Linked DNA regions of Homo sapiens: region 1 is linked to region 2. Evidence: read pairs that join two places in POLR2A ChIA-PET (ENCODE). Cell type or tissue: CD4-positive, alpha-beta T cell. All regions are shown on one strand. Links, peaks and the distances in the headings refer to the core of each region. The heading gives the core; the rest is flanking DNA. Region 1 overlaps CCDC88C-DT (CCDC88C divergent transcript). Region 2 overlaps CCDC88C (coiled-coil domain containing 88C).

The links. ChIA-PET counts read pairs that join two places held together with the same protein. Peaks named below come from ENCODE experiments on the same cell type or tissue, not always from the same donor. Only the 100,000 strongest peaks of a DNase experiment are listed, where the experiment ranks them.
Region 1: POLR2A ChIA-PET joins it to region 2 with 5 read pairs; 16 of 35 experiments call an interaction of 5 or more read pairs at or near these places.

What each region holds. Positions count from the first base shown.
Region 1 is chr14:91,422,822-91,435,560 of GRCh38, forward strand. CCDC88C-DT (CCDC88C divergent transcript) reads left to right here. Exons shown (of 3, transcript NR_184261.1): 3 at 1,753-2,038. Among named protein-coding and RNA genes, the nearest start is that of CCDC88C-DT, 11 kb to the left of the region's middle. In CD4-positive, alpha-beta T cell, for the core only: CTCF peaks have their summits at 4,590 (motif pointing left) and 4,795 (motif pointing right); DNase peaks (open chromatin) are centred at 3,010 and 4,610.
Region 2 is chr14:91,346,143-91,351,793 of GRCh38, forward strand. All of the region lies in intron 4 of CCDC88C (coiled-coil domain containing 88C), which reads right to left. Among named protein-coding and RNA genes, the nearest start is that of CCDC88C, 69 kb to the right of the region's middle. RefSeq lists enhancers at 3,120-3,199, 4,577-4,626, 4,747-4,796. In CD4-positive, alpha-beta T cell, for the core only: no CTCF peak of the experiment used is centred there; DNase peaks (open chromatin) are centred at 2,999, 3,479, 4,421 and 4,979; H3K4me3 peaks cover 2,008 bases; H3K27ac peaks cover 3,546 bases.

The DNA.
Region 1 (12,739 bases), core at 2,201-7,200, 78 kb after region 2:
TGCCTGTAATCCCAGCACTTTGGGAGACCAAGGCAGGCAGATCACGAGGCCAGGAGTTCAAGACCATCCTGGCTAACACGTTGAAACTCCGTTTCTACTAAAAATACAAAAATAATTAGCCAAGCGTGGTGGCACGCACCGGTAGTCCCAGCTACTCGGGAGGCTGAGGCAGGAGAATCGTTTGAACCCAGGAGGCAGAGGTTGCAGTGAGCTGAGATCGTGCCATTGCACTCCAGCCTGGGCGACAGAGCGAGACTTCATCTCAAAAAAAAAAAAAAAACATGGAAATGCTGAAGTATACACATAATATTGGAAACCAGGATGCTCAAGTAAACATATTTTCAACTGATTTATTTTTCCTTTAACTTTTTCTTAAAGATATAGCTTAAATCATATGAAATTGCTGATATTTGTCAAATTTGGGCCTACAAAAATGGCAATTTCATATGTTGAAACTAAAGACTAACAATATTTAACAATTAAAAAATAAACATTATAGAATTTCTGCTAAGTGCTAAACATTATGATAAGCACTTTAAACAAGACATGAACCTGCTCTCAAGAAACAGTAAGAGTGCCAGATGTGGTGTCTCATGCTTGTAATCCCAGTACTTTGGGAGGCCAAGGCAGGAGATTGCTTGAGCCCAGTTCAAAACCAGACTGAGCAAATATAGTGAGACCCCATCTCTACAAAAATCTAAAAATTAGCTGGGTGTGGTGGTGTGCACCTGTAGTCCCAGATACTCGGGAGGCTGAGGTGGGAGGATCACTTGAGCCCAAGAGGTCAAGGCTGCAGTGAGCCATGATCATGCCATTGCACTCCAGCCTGGGCAACACAGCAAGACACTGCCTCAAAAAAAAAAAAAAAGGAGTAAGAAGTAATCACAGATAAATTTAAACCTTTCGCATTTTTAAAAGTTATGTGCAGACAAGTAAAAATAATAAAAGTTCAATCATTTATTATGATGCTAGATGCATCTGAAACTGGATAATACGATATAGTTGTTTTTTTTTTCTTAAGACAGAGTCTCACTCTAGCGTGATCTCAGCTTGCTGCAACCTCGGCCTCCAGGTTCAAGCAATTCTGCCTCAGCCTTCCGAGTAGCTGGGACTACAGGCATGCACCACCACACCCAGCTAATTTTTGTATTTTTAGTAGAGACAGGGTTTCACCATGTTGGCCAGGCTGGTCTCGAACTCCTGACTTCAATTGACACACCTGCCTTGGCCTCCCAAAGTGCCGGGATTACAGGTGTGAGCCACCACGCCCGGCCATACAATATAGTTTTATGTCATAAGACAACCTTACATGAAACCTTACTAGAAAATGCATAAATTTGGGGTCACCAGATATATGGGTTTGAGTCCTGGCTGTGCCATCTACTAGCAGTGTGACTTGAAACAAATTCTTAATGTCTCTTAGCAAAGGTTTTCTTGTCTACACAGTGTGGCTCCTGCTACCTCCCTCCCAGGAATGCTGTCAGAATGAGGAACAATCTATGTAAAGCACCTGGTACAGCCTAAGTGTTCAATGAAAAGTGGCTTTTTTGATCGTTGAAATTATTAAATTGTTGCATTTATAGCACTTGATATTTTTCAAAGCATTTTCACTTATACTGTCATTTGTCATAAATCTCAATGGAAAAGAGAGTCTAATTAATGTGATCTGCCTAAATTGGCTGAGCAAATTTAGATTTGGGACTAAAAGCCAGGCATCCTGAATGGTTCCATGCTTTCTCTTCCTGATCACAGGCGCTGAAGACATAAGCTGTATTGTAAAGCTATGTGTTAGCTCAGAACTACGTCTTCAGTGACAACATAATGAAGACTAGACGTGACCCTTGACTTTAAGAGCTTGATCGTGCATAGGAGGGACAGCATCTTGGAAAGCATGTATAAGGTACAGAAATAGTACAATGGAGAGTGTGTTTACACCTTAACTTCTTTTGGGGAATTGTGAAAGGCTTTGCTGAGGATGTGATATTTGGCCAGAGTACTTAAGGCTGAATAAAAGCTTGTCCTGCAGATAGGTGGGAAATGTTGCACGTGGTGACTTTCTGGGGCCGCTGTCATGAGGGTGATAAAAAAATTTTACTAAGATAGTTGTCAGTGAGGAAAGGCAGATTTATTAGAGAAACTAGGAAAACATGTTGCAAGGAAGCAATGGGCAGGTCAGCAAGAGAAGAGCTGACTGCAAAGAGACGAAGGCTTGCTGGGGATTTTACGGTATGCCGCTTGTACTGTGTGCTGAAGAGAGCTTTGTGCAGTGCTGGTAATGCCAAGGTTGCAGTGAGCTAACTTGCATTTTTCTATCAGCCGAAGGTCTGCTGATAAGTTGGGTGCAGGAAGATTATGAGTTATTCGTGAAGGAGGGCTGTGTGTCCTGGACCATAAACAAAGGCTGACTTACAGCTTATCTGCTTTCTCCTTTTGCTTTCCCCTGGTCCTGCCAAGCCTAGCTCCTTTTCCCTTACTAGGACTCACAGTAAGGACATTCGAGGCAGAGGGCACACCATGTGGAAAGGCATGTGGGAACCACAACATTGCCGAGACACAGAGGGAGGTGATGTTACTGGGATATGGGGGAGGTGGGCAGGGCCCAGCTTGTGAGAGGGCCAGTGGGCTCAGTCCAGGAGTTTGGACTTTATCTTAAGGAAAGGTGGGAGCCAGCAAAAGGGCTAAAGCTGGAATGGGCCTTGACTAGGTTTGCTTTTCTTTTTCTTTTCTTTTTTTTTTTTTTTGAGACAGACTCAGTCACCCAGGCTGGAGTGCAGTGATGCAATCTTGGCTCACTGCAACCTCCATGATATGGTTTGGCTTTGTGTCCCCGCCCAAATTATCACCTTGAATTGTAATAATCCCCACATGTCAAGGGTGGGGCCAGGTGGAGATAATTGAATCATGGAGGCGGTTTCACCCATACAGTTCTCATGGTAGTGAATAAGTCTCACGAGATCTGGTGGTTTTATAAATGGGAGTTCCTGCGCACAAGCTCTCTTGCCTCCCGCCTTGTGAGATGTGACTTTGTTCCTCATTTGCCTTCTGCCACGATTGTGCGACCTCCCCAGCCGTGCGGAACTGTGAGTCCATTAAACCTCTTTCCTTTGTAAATTCCCCAGTCTCGGGTATGTGTTTATTAGCAGTGTGAGAACAGACTAATACAGTAAATTGGTACCAGGTAGTGAGGTGTTACAGTAAAGATACTCAAAAATTTGGAAGCAACTTTGGAACTGGGTAATAGGTAGAGGTTGGAAGAGTTTGGAGGTCTCAGAAGATGACAGGAAAATATGGGAAAGTTTGGAACTTCCTAGAGAGTTGGAGGGCTCAGAAGACAGGAAGATGTGGGAAAGTTTGGAACTTCCTAGAGAGTTGTTGAATGGCTTTGACCAAAATGCTGATAGTGATAAGGACAATAAGGTCCAGGCTGTGGTGGTCTCAGATGCAGATTAGGAACTTGTTGGGAACTGGAGTAAAGGTCACTCTTGTTACTTTAGCACTAAGAGACTGGCAGCATTTTGCTCCTGCCCTAGAGATCTGTGAAACTTCGAACTTGAGAGAGATGATTTAAGGTATCTGTTTGGAAGAAATTTCTAAGCAGCAAAGCATTCAAGAGGTGATTTAAGTGCCGTTAAAAGCATTCAGTCTTGGCTAGGTTTGGTGGCTCACACCTGTAATCTCAGCACTTTGGGAGGCCAAAGCTGGCGGATCAGTTGAGGTCAGGAGTTCCAGACCAGCCTGGCCAACAGAGCAAAATCCTGTCTCTATTAAAAATATAAAGATCAGCCAGGTGAAGTGGTGTGCTTGCACCTGTAATTCCAGCTACTTGGGAGGCTGAGGCACAAGAATTGCTTGAACCTGGGAGGCAGAGGTTGCAGTGAGCAGAGATTGTGCCACTCCAGCCTGGGTGAGACTCAGTCTCGGAAAAAAAAAAAAAAGTGAGACTTAAAAAAGGTGAGACTCAGTCTCAAAAAAAAAATTCAGTTTTATGTATTCACAAAGACATGGTTTGGAATTGGAACTTCTGTTTAAAAGGGAAGCAGAGCATAAAAGTTAGGAAAATTTGCAGCCCGATGATGCCACAGAAAAGAAAAACCCATTTTCTGAGGGGAAAATTCAACCCACTGCAGAAATTTGTGTAAGTAACTAGGAGCCAAATGTTAATCACTAAGGCAATGGAGAAAATGTCTCCAGAACATGTCAGAGGTCTTCATGGCAGCCCCTCCCATCACAAGCCTGGAGGCCTAGGAGGAAAACATGGTTTCCTGGGCCGGATTCAGGGCCCCGTTGCTTTGTGTAATCTGGGGACTTGGTGCCCTGTGTCCCAGCCGTGGCTGAAAGGGGCCAATGTAGAACTCAGGCCATTGCTTCAGAGGGTGAAGCCCCAAACCTTGGCAGCTTCAACCTGGTATTGGGCCTGTGGGTGCACAGGAGTCAATAATTGAGGTTTGGGAACCTCTGCCTAGATTTCAGAGGATGTATGGAAATGCCAGGATGTCCAGGTAGGGGTGTGCTGCAGAGGCGGTGCCCTCATGAAGAACCTCTGCTAGTGCAGTGTGGAAGGGAAACGTGGGGTCAGAGTCCCCACACAGAGTCCCCACTAGGGCACCACCTAGTGGAGCTGTGAGAGGAGGGCCACTGTCCTCCAGATCACAGAATGGTCGACCTACCAACAGCTTGGACTGTGGGCCTGGAAAAGCCACAGATACTCAACACCAGCCAATGAAAGCAGCCAGGAGTGGGGCTGTACCCTGCAAAACCACAGGGTGGAGCTGCCCAAGACCATAAAGACCCACCTCTTGTATCAGTGTGACCTGGATGTGAGACATGGAGTCAAAGGAGATCATTTTGGAGCTTTAAGATTTAATGACTGCCTTGCTGGAGTTTGGACTTGCATGGAGCCTTGATTTTGGCCAATTTCTCCCATTTGGAACAGGTGTATTTACCAAATGCCTGTACCCCCATTGTATCTAGGAAGTAACTAACTTGCTTTTGGTTTTACAGGCTCATAGGCAGAAGGGACTTGTCTTGTCTCAGATAAGACTTTGGACTTGGACTTTTGGGTTAATGCTAAAATGAGTTAAGACTTTGGAGGACTGTTGGGAAGGCATGATTAGTTTTGAAATATGAAGACATGAGATTTGGGAGGGGCCAGGGGCAAAATGATATGGTTTGGCTCTGTGTCCCCACCCAAATCTCACCTTGAACTGTAATAATTCCCATGTGTCAAGGGCGGGACTAGGTGGAGATAATTGAATGATGGGGATGGTTTCCCCCATACTGTTCTCACAGTAGTGAATAAATCTCATGAGATCTGATGGTTTTGTAAATGGGAGTTCCCCTGCACAAGCTCTCTTTCCTGCCACTGTATAAGATGTGACTTTGCTCCTCATTCACCTTCTTCCATGATCGTGAGGCCTCCCCAACCATATGGAACTGTAAGTCAATTAAACTTCTTTTCTGTATAAATTACCCAGTCTTGGGTATGTCTTTATTAGCAGCGTGAGAACAGACGAATATACTCTACCTCCCAGGTTCAAGTGATTCTCCTGCCTCAGCCTCCCAAGTAGCTGGGATTACAGGTGTGTGTCACCATACCTGGCTAATTTTTGCATTTTTACTGGATGGGATTGTACCATGTTGGCCAGGCTGGTCTCGAACTCCTGGCCCCAGGTGATCCACCCACCTCAGCCTCCCAAAGTGCTGGGGTTACAGGCATGAGCCACCATGCCTGGCCAAGGTTTGCATCTTAGAAAGATCTCTGTGCAACCTCAAAAACAGGATTAAAGAGGAAAAAAGGCAAGGAGATTAAATCAGGAGAGTTTTGCAATAATTCCTGTGAGGGTGATCAGGGTCCAAACTAGAGCAGGGGAGGTGGAGAGGAGGGTTGGTGATTGAATGTGGAGGGCTTGGGGGATTTGGATGGGATAGGAAGACTGAGTTGTGTCACCAACGCTGGGGAGCCTACCCAAATTTCTTTCATGGCCCCTTGCTTGGCAAAGCCTAGTCAGTGGATCCAGCCACAAGCTTGGTAAAAATGCAGTCTCAGAACCCTCCCAAGGCCTACTTGAATCAGAATCTGCACTTGAGGCTGGGCGCAGTGGCTCATGCCTGTAATCCCAGCACTTTGGGAGGCCAATGCAGGCAGATCACTTGAGGTCAGGGGTTTGAGACCAGTTTGGCCAACATGGTAAAACCCCATCTCTACAAAAAAAAAAAAAAAAAAAAAAAAAAAATTAGCCAGGCTTGGTGGCAGGCATCCCAGCTACTTGGGAGGCTGAGGCATGAGAATTGCTTGAACCTGGGAGTGAGCCAAGATTGTGCCACTGCACTCCAGCCTGAGCAACAGAGCGAGAGTCCATCTCAAAAAGAAAAAAAAAGAATCTGCATTTGAACAAGGTCCCTAGTTGATTCCTAGGTGCCTTTAAGTTGAAGCAGCAGAGCTCAAGAAAGCATTGCTTTCATTCACTCTTTCATAGCCAGCTGGCCTCCAGCAGGAGCCTCAATCTGGTAAAGATAGGTTTACTGTAAAGGTGCAGGATTAAAGGATGTATCACAATATATCCGTGTTCAATAGTATCTGGCACCAGAAGTATCTGGGTAATGGAAGAGAAACAGGTTTGAAATGTACAGGACTAGCCAAGTGACACAGAGTAGATAGCTGGCGGGAGGAAGCAAAGAGAGAGATTTCTTTGAGCCCCAGACTCTGCTGGTTCATTTCCAAATTCTAAACTCGTAGCATGTTTTCATGTGTAACAGTCAATAAGCAAGACTAATATTTATTGTTTAATACCTAAGGGTGAGCACATTTTCAACAATGGCTTACTTGTTTAAGGGTATTTTTAAAACATCAACAGGGAAATAAATGACTTTGAGACCTTGTCGCTGAAAAGTTTCCTGTAATCTTTGCTCATGTAACTGAGGCAGAACAGGACAAAGCATTTTTGGGACCTGATGCAGCCTTTGAACGGGGGTCCTAACTCTGGGGTTCTGAAAACACCTTTTTATGATTAAATGTTAAGACCAGGCCAGGCGCAGTGGCTCACACCTGTAATCCCAGCACTTTGGGAGGCCAAGGCAGGTGGATGACTTGAGGTCAGGAGTTCGAGACCAGCCTGACCAATATAGTGAATACCTGTCTCTACTAAAAATACAAAAATGAGCCAGGCATGGTGGCGCACACCTGTAATTCCAGCTACTCAGGAGGCTGAGGCAGGAGAATCACTTGAACCCAGGAGGTGGAGTTTGCAGTGAGCCAAGATCGCGCCACTGCACTGCAGCCTGGGCAACAGAGTGACACTCTGTCTCAAAAAATAAAAGACCTAAGTGAACCACCAACAATATGTGAAAGTGCTTGTTTCTCTACCCCACCACTGTACCACCAGAGGGGACTGTTAAACTTTTGAATCTTTGCAATGTGATCAATTAGAAATGGAGTCTCATTGTAGTTTTAATTTGCCTTTTCTCTTATTGCAAGTGAACTTGAACATCATGTTTCTAGTACATCTTTTAATATCTCAGCCAGGTGTGGTGGCTCACACCTGTAATCCCAGCACTTTGGGAGGCCAATGTGGGCAGATCATCTGAGGTAAGCAGTTTGAGAACAGCCTGGTCAACACGGCAAAACTGTGTCACTACTAAAAACACAAAAATTAGTGGGACGTGGTGGCAGGCACCTGTAATCCCAGTACTCAGGAGGCTGAGGCAGGAGAATTGCTTGAACTTGGGAGGTGGAGGTTGCAGTGAGCTGAGATCGTGCCACTACACTCCAGCCTGAGTGACAAATGAAACTCTGTCTCAAAAAAAAAATCTATTTGTGAACTGTCTGTTCAAATATCTTTTTTCCATTTATCTATAGGATTTTTGGACATTGTCAACATTTTAAAGAGTTCTTCATATAAATTAGGATTTTTGCCCCTTGGTGATGTATGTCACATATATTTTCTGCCAGTTTATCATTTTTCTTTTGACTTTGTTTTTGCTACAAAAATGTTATGTATTGTTATATATTTATACCTGTCAATATGGTGGATTACATTGATTGACTTTTCTTTTTTTTTTTAATTTAAGTTTTAGGGTACATGTGCACATTGTGCAGGTTAGTTACATATGTATACATGTGCCACGCTGGTGCACTGCACCCACTAACTCGTCATCTAGCATTAGGTATATCTCCCAATGCTATCCCTCCCCCCTCCCCCCACCCCACCATAGTCCCCAGAGTGTGATATTCCCCTTCCTGTGTCCATGTGATCTCATTGTTCAATTCCCACCTATGAGTGAGAATATGCGGTGTTTGGTTTTTTGTTCTTGCGATAGTTTACTGAGAATGATGATTTCCAGTTTCATCCATGTCCCTACAAAGGACATAAACTCATCATTTTTTATGGCTGCATAGTATTCCATGGTGTATATGTGCCACATTTTCTTAATCCAGTCTATCATTGTTGGACATTTGGGTTGGTTCCAAGTCTTTGCTATTGTGAATAATGCCGCAATAAACATACGTGTGCATGTGTCTTTATAGCAGCATGATTTATAGTCCTTTGGGTATATACCCAGTAATGGGATGTCTGGGTCAAATGGTATTTCTAGTTCTAGATCCCTGAGGAATCACCACACTGACTTCCACAATGGTTGAACTAGTTTACAGTCCCACCAACAGTGTAAAAGTGTTCCTATTTCTCCACGTCCTCTCCAGCACCTGTTGTTTCCTGACTTTTTAATGATTGCCGTTCTAACTGGTGTGAGATGGTATCTCATTGCGGTTTTGATTTGCATTTCTCTGATGGCCAGTGATGATTAGCATTTTTTCATGTGTTTTTTGGCTGCATAAATGTCTTCTTTTGAGAAGTGTCTGTTCATGTCCTTCGCCCACTTTTTGATGGGGTTGTTTGTTTTTTTCTTGTAAATTTGTTTGAGTTCATTGTAGATTCTGGATATTAGCCCTTTGTCAGATGAGTAGGTTGTGAAAATTTTCTCCCATTTTGTAGGTTGCCTGTTCACTCTCATGGTAGTTTCTTTTGCTGTGCAGAAGCTCTTTAGTTTAATTAGATCCCATTTGTCAATTTTGTCTTTTGTTGCCATTGCTTTTGGTGTTTTGGACATGAAGTCCTTGCCCATGCCTATGTCTTGAATGGTGATGCCTAGGTTTTCTTCTAGGGTTTTTATGGTTTTAGGTCTAACGTTTAAGTCTTTAATCCATCTTGCATTGATTTTTGTATAAGGTGTAAGGAAGGGATCCAGTTTCAGCTTTCTACATACGGCTAGCCAGTTTTCCCCGCACCATTTATTAAATACGGAATCCTTTCCCTATTGCTTCTTTTTCTCAGGTTTGTCAAAGATCAGATAGTTATAGATATGCGGCATTATTTCTGAGGGCTCTGTTCTGTTCCATTGATCTATATCTCTGTTTTGGTACCAGTACCATGCTGTTTTGGTTACTGTAGCCTTGTAGTATAGTTTGAAGTCAGGTAGTGTGATGCCTCCAGCTTTGTTCTTTTGGCTTAGGATTGCCTTGGCAATGCGGGCTCTTTTTTGGTTCCGTATGAACTTTAAAGTAGTTTTTTCCAATTCTGTGAAGAAAGTCATTGGTAGCTTGATGGGGATGGCATTGAATCTGTAAATTACCTTGGGCAGTATGGCCATTTTCACGATATTGATTCTTCCTACCCATGAGCATGGAATGTTCTTCCATTTGTTTGTATCCTCTTTTATTTCCTTGAGCAGTGGTTTGTAGTTCTCCTTGAAGAGGTCCTTCACCTCCCTTGTAAGTTGGATTCCTAGGTATTTTATTCTCTTTGAAGCAATTGTGAATGAGAGTTCACTCATGATTTGGCTCTCTGTTTGTCTGTTATTGGTGTATAAGAATGCTTGTGATTTTTGTACATTGATTTTATATCCTGAGACTTTGCTGAAGTTGCTTATCAGCTTAAGGAGATTTTGGGCTGAGACAATGGGGTTTTCTAGATATACAATCATGTCATCTGCAAACAGGGACAATTTGACTTCCTCTTTTCCTAATTGAATACCCTTTCTTTTCTTCTCCTGCCTAATTGCCCTGGCCAGAACTTCCAACACTATGTTGAATAGGAGTGGTGAGAGAGGGCATCCCTGTCTTGTGCCAGTTTTCAAAGGGAATGCTTCCAGTTTTTGCCCATTCAGTATGATATTGGCTGTGGGTTTGTCATAGATAGCTCTTATTATTTTGAAATACGTCCCATCAATACCTAATTTATTGAGAGTTTTTAGCATGAAGGGTTGTTGAATTTTGTCAAAGGCTTTTTCTGCATCTATTGAGATAATCATGTGGTTTTTGTCTTTGGCTCTGTTTATATGCTGGATTACATTTATTGATTTGCATATATTGAACCAGCCTTGCATCCCAGGGATGAAGCCCACTTGATCATGGTGGATAAGCTTTTTGATGTGCTGCTGGATTCGTTTTGCCAGTATTTTATTGAGGATTTTTGCATCAATGTTCATCAAGGATATTGGTCTAAAATTCTCTTTTTTGGTTGTGTCTCTGCCTGGCTTTGGTATCAGAATGATGCTGGCCTCATAAAATGAGTTAGGGAGGATTCCCTCTTTTTCTATTGATTGGAATAGTTTCAGAAGGAATGGTACCAGTTCCTCCTTGTACCTCTGATAGAATTCGGCTGTGAATCCATCTGGTCCTGGACTCTTTTTGGTTGGTAAACTATTGATTATTGCCACAATTTCAGCTCCTGTTATTGGTCTATTCAGAGATTCAACTTCTTCCTGGTTTAGTCTTGGGAGAGTGTATGTGTTGAGGAATTTATCCATTTCTTCTAGATTTTCTAGTTTATTTGCGTAGAGGTGTTTGTAGTATTCTCTGATGGTAGTTTGTATTTCTGTGGGATCGGTGGTGATATCCCCTTTATCATTTTTTATTGTGTCTATTTGATTCTTCTCTCTTTTTTTCTTTATTAGTCTTGCTAGCAGTCTATCAATTTTGTTGATCCTTTCAAAAAACCAGCTCCTGGATTCATTAATTTTTTGAAGGGTTTTTTGTGTCTCTATTTCCTTCAGTTCTGCTCTGGTTTTAGTTATTTCTTGCCTTCTGCTAGCTTTTGAATGTGTTTGCTCTTGCTTTTCTAGTTCTTTTAATTGTGATGTTAGGGTGTCAATTTTGGATCTTTCCTGCTTTCTCTTGTGGGCATTTAGTGCTATAAATTTCCCTCTACACACTGCTTTGAATGCGTCCCAGAGATTCTGGTATGTTGTGTCTTTGTTCTCATTGGTTTCAAAGAACATCTTTATTTCTGCCTTCATTTCGTTATGTATCCAGTAGTCATTCAGGAGCAGGTTGTTCAGTTTCCATGTAGTTGAGCGGTTTTGAGTGAGATTCTTAATCCTGAGTTCTAGTTTGATTGCACTGTGGTCTGAGAGATAGTTTGTTATAATTTCTGTTCTTTTACATTTGCTGAGGAGAGCTTTACTTCCAACTATGTGGTCAATTTTGGAATAGGTGTGGTGTGGTGCTGAAAAAAATGTATATTCTGTTGATTTGGGGTGGAGAGTTCTGTAGATGTCTATTAGGTCCGCTTGGTGCAGAGCTGAGTTCAATTCCTGGGTATCCTTGTTGACTTTCTGTCTCGTTGATCTGTCTAATGTTGACAGTGGGGTGTTAAAGTCTCCCATTATTAATGTGTGGGAGTCTAAGTCTCTTTGTAGGTCACTCAGGACTTGCTTTATGAATCTGGGTGCTCCTGTATTGGGTGCATATATATTTAGGATAGTTAGCTCTTCTTGTTGAATTGATCCTTTTACCATTATGTAATGGCCTTCTTTGTCTCTTTTGATCCTTGTTGGTTTAAAGTCTGTTTTATCAGACACTAGGATTGCAACCCCTGCCTTTTTTTGTTTTCCATTTGCTTGGTAGATCTTCCTCCATCTTTTTATTTTGAGCCTATGTGTGTCTCTGCACATGAGATGGGTTTCCTGAATACAGCACACTGATGGGTCTTGACTCTTTATCCAATTTGCCAGTCTGTGTCTTTTAATTGGAGCATTTAGTCCATTTACATTTAAAGTTAATATTGTTATGTGTGAATTTGATCCTCTCATTATGATGTTAGCTGGTGATTTTGCTCGTTAGTTGATGCAGTTTCTTCCTAGTCTCGATGGTCTTTACATTTTGGCATGATTTTGCAGCGGCTGGTACTGGTTGTTCCTTTCCATGTTTAGCTCTTCCTTCAGGAGCTCTTTTAGGGCAGGCCTGGTGGTGACAAAATCTCTCAGCATTTGCTTGTCTGTAAAGTATTTTATTTCTCCTTCACTTATGAAGCTTAGTTTGGCTGGATATGAAATTCTGGGTTGAAAATTCTTTCCTTTAAGAATGTTGAATATTGGCCCCCACTCTCTTCTGGCTTGTAGGGTTTCTGCCGAGAGATCCGCTGTTAGTCTGATGGGCTTCCCTTTGAGGGTAACCCGACCTTTCTCTCTGGCTGCCCTTAACATTTTTTCCTTCATTTCAACTTTGGTGAATCTGACAATTATGTGTCTTGGAGTTGCTCTTCTCAAGGAGTATCTTTGTGGCGTTCTCTGTATTTCCTGAATCTGAACGTTGGCCTGCCTTGCTAGATTGGGGAAGTTCTCCTGGATAATATCCTGCAGAGTGTTTTCCAACTTGGTTCCATTCTCCCCATCACTTTCAGGTACACCAATCAGATGTAGATTTGGTCTTTTCACATAGTCCCATATTTCTTGGAGGCTTTGC
Region 2 (5,651 bases), core at 652-5,651:
AGTAGTGAATGAATATGCGACCTCCTCCTAAGACCCCTCAACTGAGAAATAGCTAAAATTGGCTTTCCTTGAGATAATGACATCATTGTCAAGCCTCAGAACTGGGAACTGGGGGTTCACTGAACCAGAAACACACCCCGCCCCCCAGCCTGAAGGCAGGGCAGGGAGAGACTGGTGGGTTGGACCACAGGGTCTAAGGCCACTTTCCTGCTCTGGAGGACACACCTGAGAATAAGGCTCAGCGTTGCAAAGCAATCTTCTAAGGTTAAATCCTTCTCCTGCTAGTAAGTGTAGAAATTCATCAATATTTGAAATGGAAAAATTCTCAAAATCTTAGGATTTTTTTTTTTTACTTGAGATCTTTTATTTGGCCCAAGATACTCTAATCCATAGAATAAATATCACCACAGTGACTCACTTCCCTATTAACGTGGAGCTATTCATCAGCCACTTAATTTTAGTTTCGATAAAGAGAAAAGGGGCTGGGCACAGTGGCTCATGCCTGTAATCCTAGCACTTTGGGAGGCCAAGGTGGGAGGTGAGGTCAGGAGTTCGAAACCAGCCTGGCCAACATGGTGAAACCTCGACTCTACCAAAGGTACAAAAATTAGCTGGGCGTGGTGGCACGCGTCTGTAATCCCAGCTGCTTGGGAGGTTGAGGCAGGAGAATCACTTGAACCCAGGAGGCGGAGGTTGCAGTGAGCTGAAATTGCTCCACTGCACTCCAGCCTTGGCGACAAAGGAAGACTCTGTCTCAAAAAAAGAGAGAGAAAAGGGAATGCCCACATGAGTGTTAACAAAGCCTCCAATCAGTCTTTCTGACAGTGCTTGCCGGCTCAGCCCAAGTCACCCACCTCCCCCTTTCCCTTTTGTCGGCCCACAGATCACTGGCAAGTGCTCATCACATGCCCATGCTGGATATAAGAGGCACAGACCCTTCCCAGCCGTCACTGGCTTGTCTTCCTACAATGAGACTCACTTTTTGAAAGGCCACTCACCTGGTACTGTACCCACCACAGGAGCTGAAACACTAAGAAAGCACTTAAGGGCCTGAGATCAGCCCAAACAGAAGTCAGGGTTTGCACAGAAAATCTTTATGTACTCTATTCGCAGCAAAGTCCCCAAATAAACTAATTACATCACACTGTAGAATCATTTGGACAACTCTGGTGATCCATTTCCCCAGCCCAAAGCACATTACAACAGCAAATTAAAAGGGAGGAAAGTGCTAGAGAGGCTCACTGATGGTGTTCTGAGAGCAAGGAAGAGACCAGAAACCTTGCACACACACTAGAGGGCTCAAAACTACACTCTGAGGCCGGGTGAACTCAAACAAATTTACAAGAAAAAAACAAACAACCCCATCAAAAAGTGGGTGAAGGACATGAACAGACACTTCTCAAAAGAAGACATTTATGCAGCCAAAAAACACATGAAAAAATGCTCACCATCACTGGCCATCAGAGAAATGCAAATCAAAACCACAATGAGATACCATCTCACACCAGTTAGAATGGCGATCATTAAAAAGTCAGGAAACAACAGGTGCTGGAGAGGATGTGGAGAAACAGGAACACTTTTACACTGTTGGTGGGACTGTAAACCAGTTCAACCCTTGTGGAAGTCAGTGTGGCGATTCCTCAGGGATCTAGAACTAGAAATACCATTTGACCCAGCCATCCCATTACTGGGTATATACCCAAAGGATTATAAATCATGCTGCTATAAAGACACATGCACACGTACGTTTATAGTGGCACTATTCACAATAGCAAAGACTTGGAACCAACCTAAATGTCCAACAACCATAGACTGGATAAAGAAAATGTGGCACATATACACCATGGAATACTATGCAGCCATAAAAAATGGTGAGTTTTTGAGATGGAGTCTCGCTCTGTCACCCAGGCTAGAGTGCAGTGGTGCAAGCTCAGCTCACTGCAACCTCTGCCTCCTGGGTTCAAGCGATTCTCCTGCCTCAGCCTCCCGAGTAGCTGGGATTACAGGCGCACACCACCATGCCCAGCCAATTTTTGTATTTTCATTAGAGATGGGGTTTCACCATGTTGGCCAGGCTTGTCTCAAACTCCTGACCTCAAGTGATCTGCTTGCCTTGGCCTCCCAAAGTGCTGGGATTACAGGTGTGAGCCACTGCGCCCAGCCAAGACCCTATCTCTATTAAAAAAAAAAAAAAAAAAAAATTAGCCTGGCCTGGTGGTGCACTATTTGGGAGGCTGAGGTAGGAGGATCGCCTGAGCCTGGGAGGGTGAAGCTGCAGTGAGCTTTGATTGTGCCACTGCACTGTAGCCTGGGCGACAGAGCAAGACCCTGTCTCCAAAACAAACAAATAAACAAAAAACACCACAAAAACAAACAACACTCCGAGGCTGTTTGGTGACAGAGCAAACGGTTCTACTCTCTCAGCACCCTGCAATCACACACAATGACAACCCTGAGTTCATTCATTCCCTCATTCATCCCAACACCCATTAGACATCAAGAAAACAATCTGACCCACAGCACAGGTTAGAAGAGTATGGATTCCTGTTTGCTAAGGTTTGTAACAGGAGGGAAAAAGGCTTTAAAGGTAGAGAATTAAGTTTAGAAAAATATTCATGAAAAAAATAAACTCTTTGGTGATGAACAGGTTACTAAGAAATTCACCTCTGCCCTCATTCAAATGAAGCAGAGTGATGCTTGCTCTCACCAGGCTGAGTGAATAGAAACATTTGCTTATTAACAAAAACATCCTGTGATCCCCACCCCTACAGATTCCTACAAAATTTTTTTTTAAAAAGCGCCCAGGGCGGGAAGCAGAAGTTTCCTCATTTCTCATGAGAAGCCGATGCCCAATTTCTTTCAGGATTTCAGTCATAAGAAAAACCGCTATTTCCATAAATCTACCAGATTGTGGGTTTTGAATAGTTTCAAAACACAGCAGAAGATTCCCTCCTGGGTCCTTGCCAGTAAGACTGGCTCAGTGACACAGTCAAGCAGGCCAAGATCAAACAAACCTACAGACAGCTCCCTGCCAAGTACCTACTATGTGCTGGGAGCCAAACCAGCAATCAGAAAGCTGATAAATGCTATGGGAACCCGGGAAAGGAACTTCTAATTTGCAGCAAGGCCCAGGGCAAGGACTCTAAAGGGAATAACCTTTGAGCTGAGTTCCACAGATAAGGAGGAGACAGACTTATCGGGTAGGCAAGTGTGGGCTTTCCAGGCCCAGGGAACAGCACATGCGAAGGCCAAGAGGTAAGAGAGCACGCTGCTTGTCAAAGTATAAGTGCTTTATGGTTACACTTACTCGAGCTGCTGTTCAGAGGGAGAAACGGGGGCAGGTTATAAAACGACGTGAATTTCTACACCAAAAAAGTCACAAGCAACCACTGCGGGCGGGGATCGAGAAACATCAGACCGGACACACTCCACACTTAACACAACTACACTCTGTTGAGAATAGGAGAACCCCTGGGGGAATCCCAGGACGGCCTGAGTCAATAGCTGAGTCTAAGAAAAACCTTACCTTACTACCTGCTTCCTGGAGTCTTGACACAAAGAAATTCACCCCAGCCTTTCTTAGCAGAAATGCAATGCAGGCAGGCCAACATAAGCTATATAGAAAGCTGCAGACGTTAACAGTCATAAGCTTCCAAAACAAAAGGGAAACTGCCTGATAGCACACGTTTCTAAGGGCAGAGGTGAGGATAGAAAAGTAGTTGCACAATTAAAATACACCATCCTCTAAAATGTGCATTATATCAAGGTTTGAAAATTCCCCGACTTGCTAACTCTGAGTCCATGGCAGACATGATTAGTCAATCACAGCACTTTCTGACTTAGGGTGGAACTAGGCCTCAGAATCCTTCTGAACACAGCCCTCCACAGACTACCAGTTAATGGAAGTTAACACATGGAACAAAACCTATCTTCCTTCCATGACTGGTACATAATGTGTATAGTCCTTTTTGACTCCACTCTGGTTCTTTAAGCTGTAGTCATGCACATGTTCAGAAGACACTTTTTTTTTTTTTTGGAGACAGAGTCTCACTCTGTCACCCAGGTTGGAGTGCAGTGGCACAATTTCGGCTCACTGCAAACTCCGCCTCCCGGGTTCAAGAGATTCTCCTGCCTCGGCCTCCCAAGTAGCTGGGACTACAGGCACCCACCACCACGCCTGGCTAATTTTTGTATTTTTTAGTAGAGACAGGGTTTCACCATGTTGGCCAGGCTGGTCTTGAGCTCCTGACCTCAAGTGATTCATCCGTCTTGGCCTCCCAAAGTGCCGGGATTACAGGTGTGAGCCACCATGCCCAGACAGAAGACACTTTCTGATTTCTGGATACAGGAACTAATTCTTGTTGTGTATAAACAATGACTGAGGTGTGAAGCTGGGGATTTAAGCAATGGCAGGCAAGCATCCCTTTCCCTTCCTGCCCCAAACTGCACACTCTCTGCCCTTGCTGGGGTCAAAGGCACAGTGATGTCTCTCCACAGACGAACAGGGGTCAGAGATAAAGCAGTGAAACTGATTCCTCTGTCTTGCTAACTCAGCTCCCCACAACCACAGAGGCCCAGGACCTGCAAATGACCAGCCAGGCTCAGGGTTTAACCCTCACAACCTGGAAGGACTGACCATATTCCATAGAGTAATTCTGCCCTTCCCTCCTACAGACCACCATTACTGCACCTTAATATACGGCATGCTACCATGTGACTTAATTCTAAAAGCAATCCCCCGAGGACGGCATGATGACTCCATCTCAGAAATAGAAGGATGCAGCTCAGAAAGGCTGAGTCACAGAACTAAGATCTGTCCCCGGGTCCACCACTACCTACCATCTCCTAACTTATTTATGTTTCCTTCCAAAGCAGGGAGCTATGTGGTTTCGCTTCTGATCCCGGTGGTCCCACGCAGGTTGTTTAACCAGCGTTTGCTGACTGAGTGAGGTTAACTGTTAGCATCAAGTACCTGGGTTAGAACCGCAAAGAGAGCAGTTTCAGTTTCTCTCTTCTACGGCACGTATGTGTGCTTACTTATTCTACATTCTCTTCTCTTCTGGCTTACATGCTGGTGTGAACCACTAACTGCTTTCCCTGGTTTTGTACTTAAAAACCAGTTATTTCATAAGGATGCTCACGAGGCTGTCACAGTGATTTGAAAACAGCAGTGCACTGAACACGACCCTGTTGTCTCTCCTCAGTACACGGGCACACCCCAACACTCACTCACATGGGCACGGCTCTGAGGGCCCTCCTGAGGGCTCAGCTTACAACGAGAAGAGCTGTTTATTATTATTTTAACAGTTGGGGTACTTCCTAGGCACTGCCGAGGAATACTCAAGGTGGAGAGTTCCCCGTGGGTGGGCACATGGGGATGCTCCATCATATGTGTCCCCACCCATGGGGAAGGAGGCAGGCACCTCTACGCACGGGCTCACATTCTGGGGAGCGGCCCCTGTGGAATCCTCATGTCACCACGTGCCCCCACCCCCCGGCATTAACATAACCAGGCACACATATTTATCAAACGTGGACTCTGGCAGGCGCTAAGCTGCATGCCTGTGTGGAATGGTGCAGGAGCCTCCCGGGGGCACTCTGACTAGTGGCCCTTTACTCTAGTGTCTCTCTGCTGCCCATGTCAAGTCAGT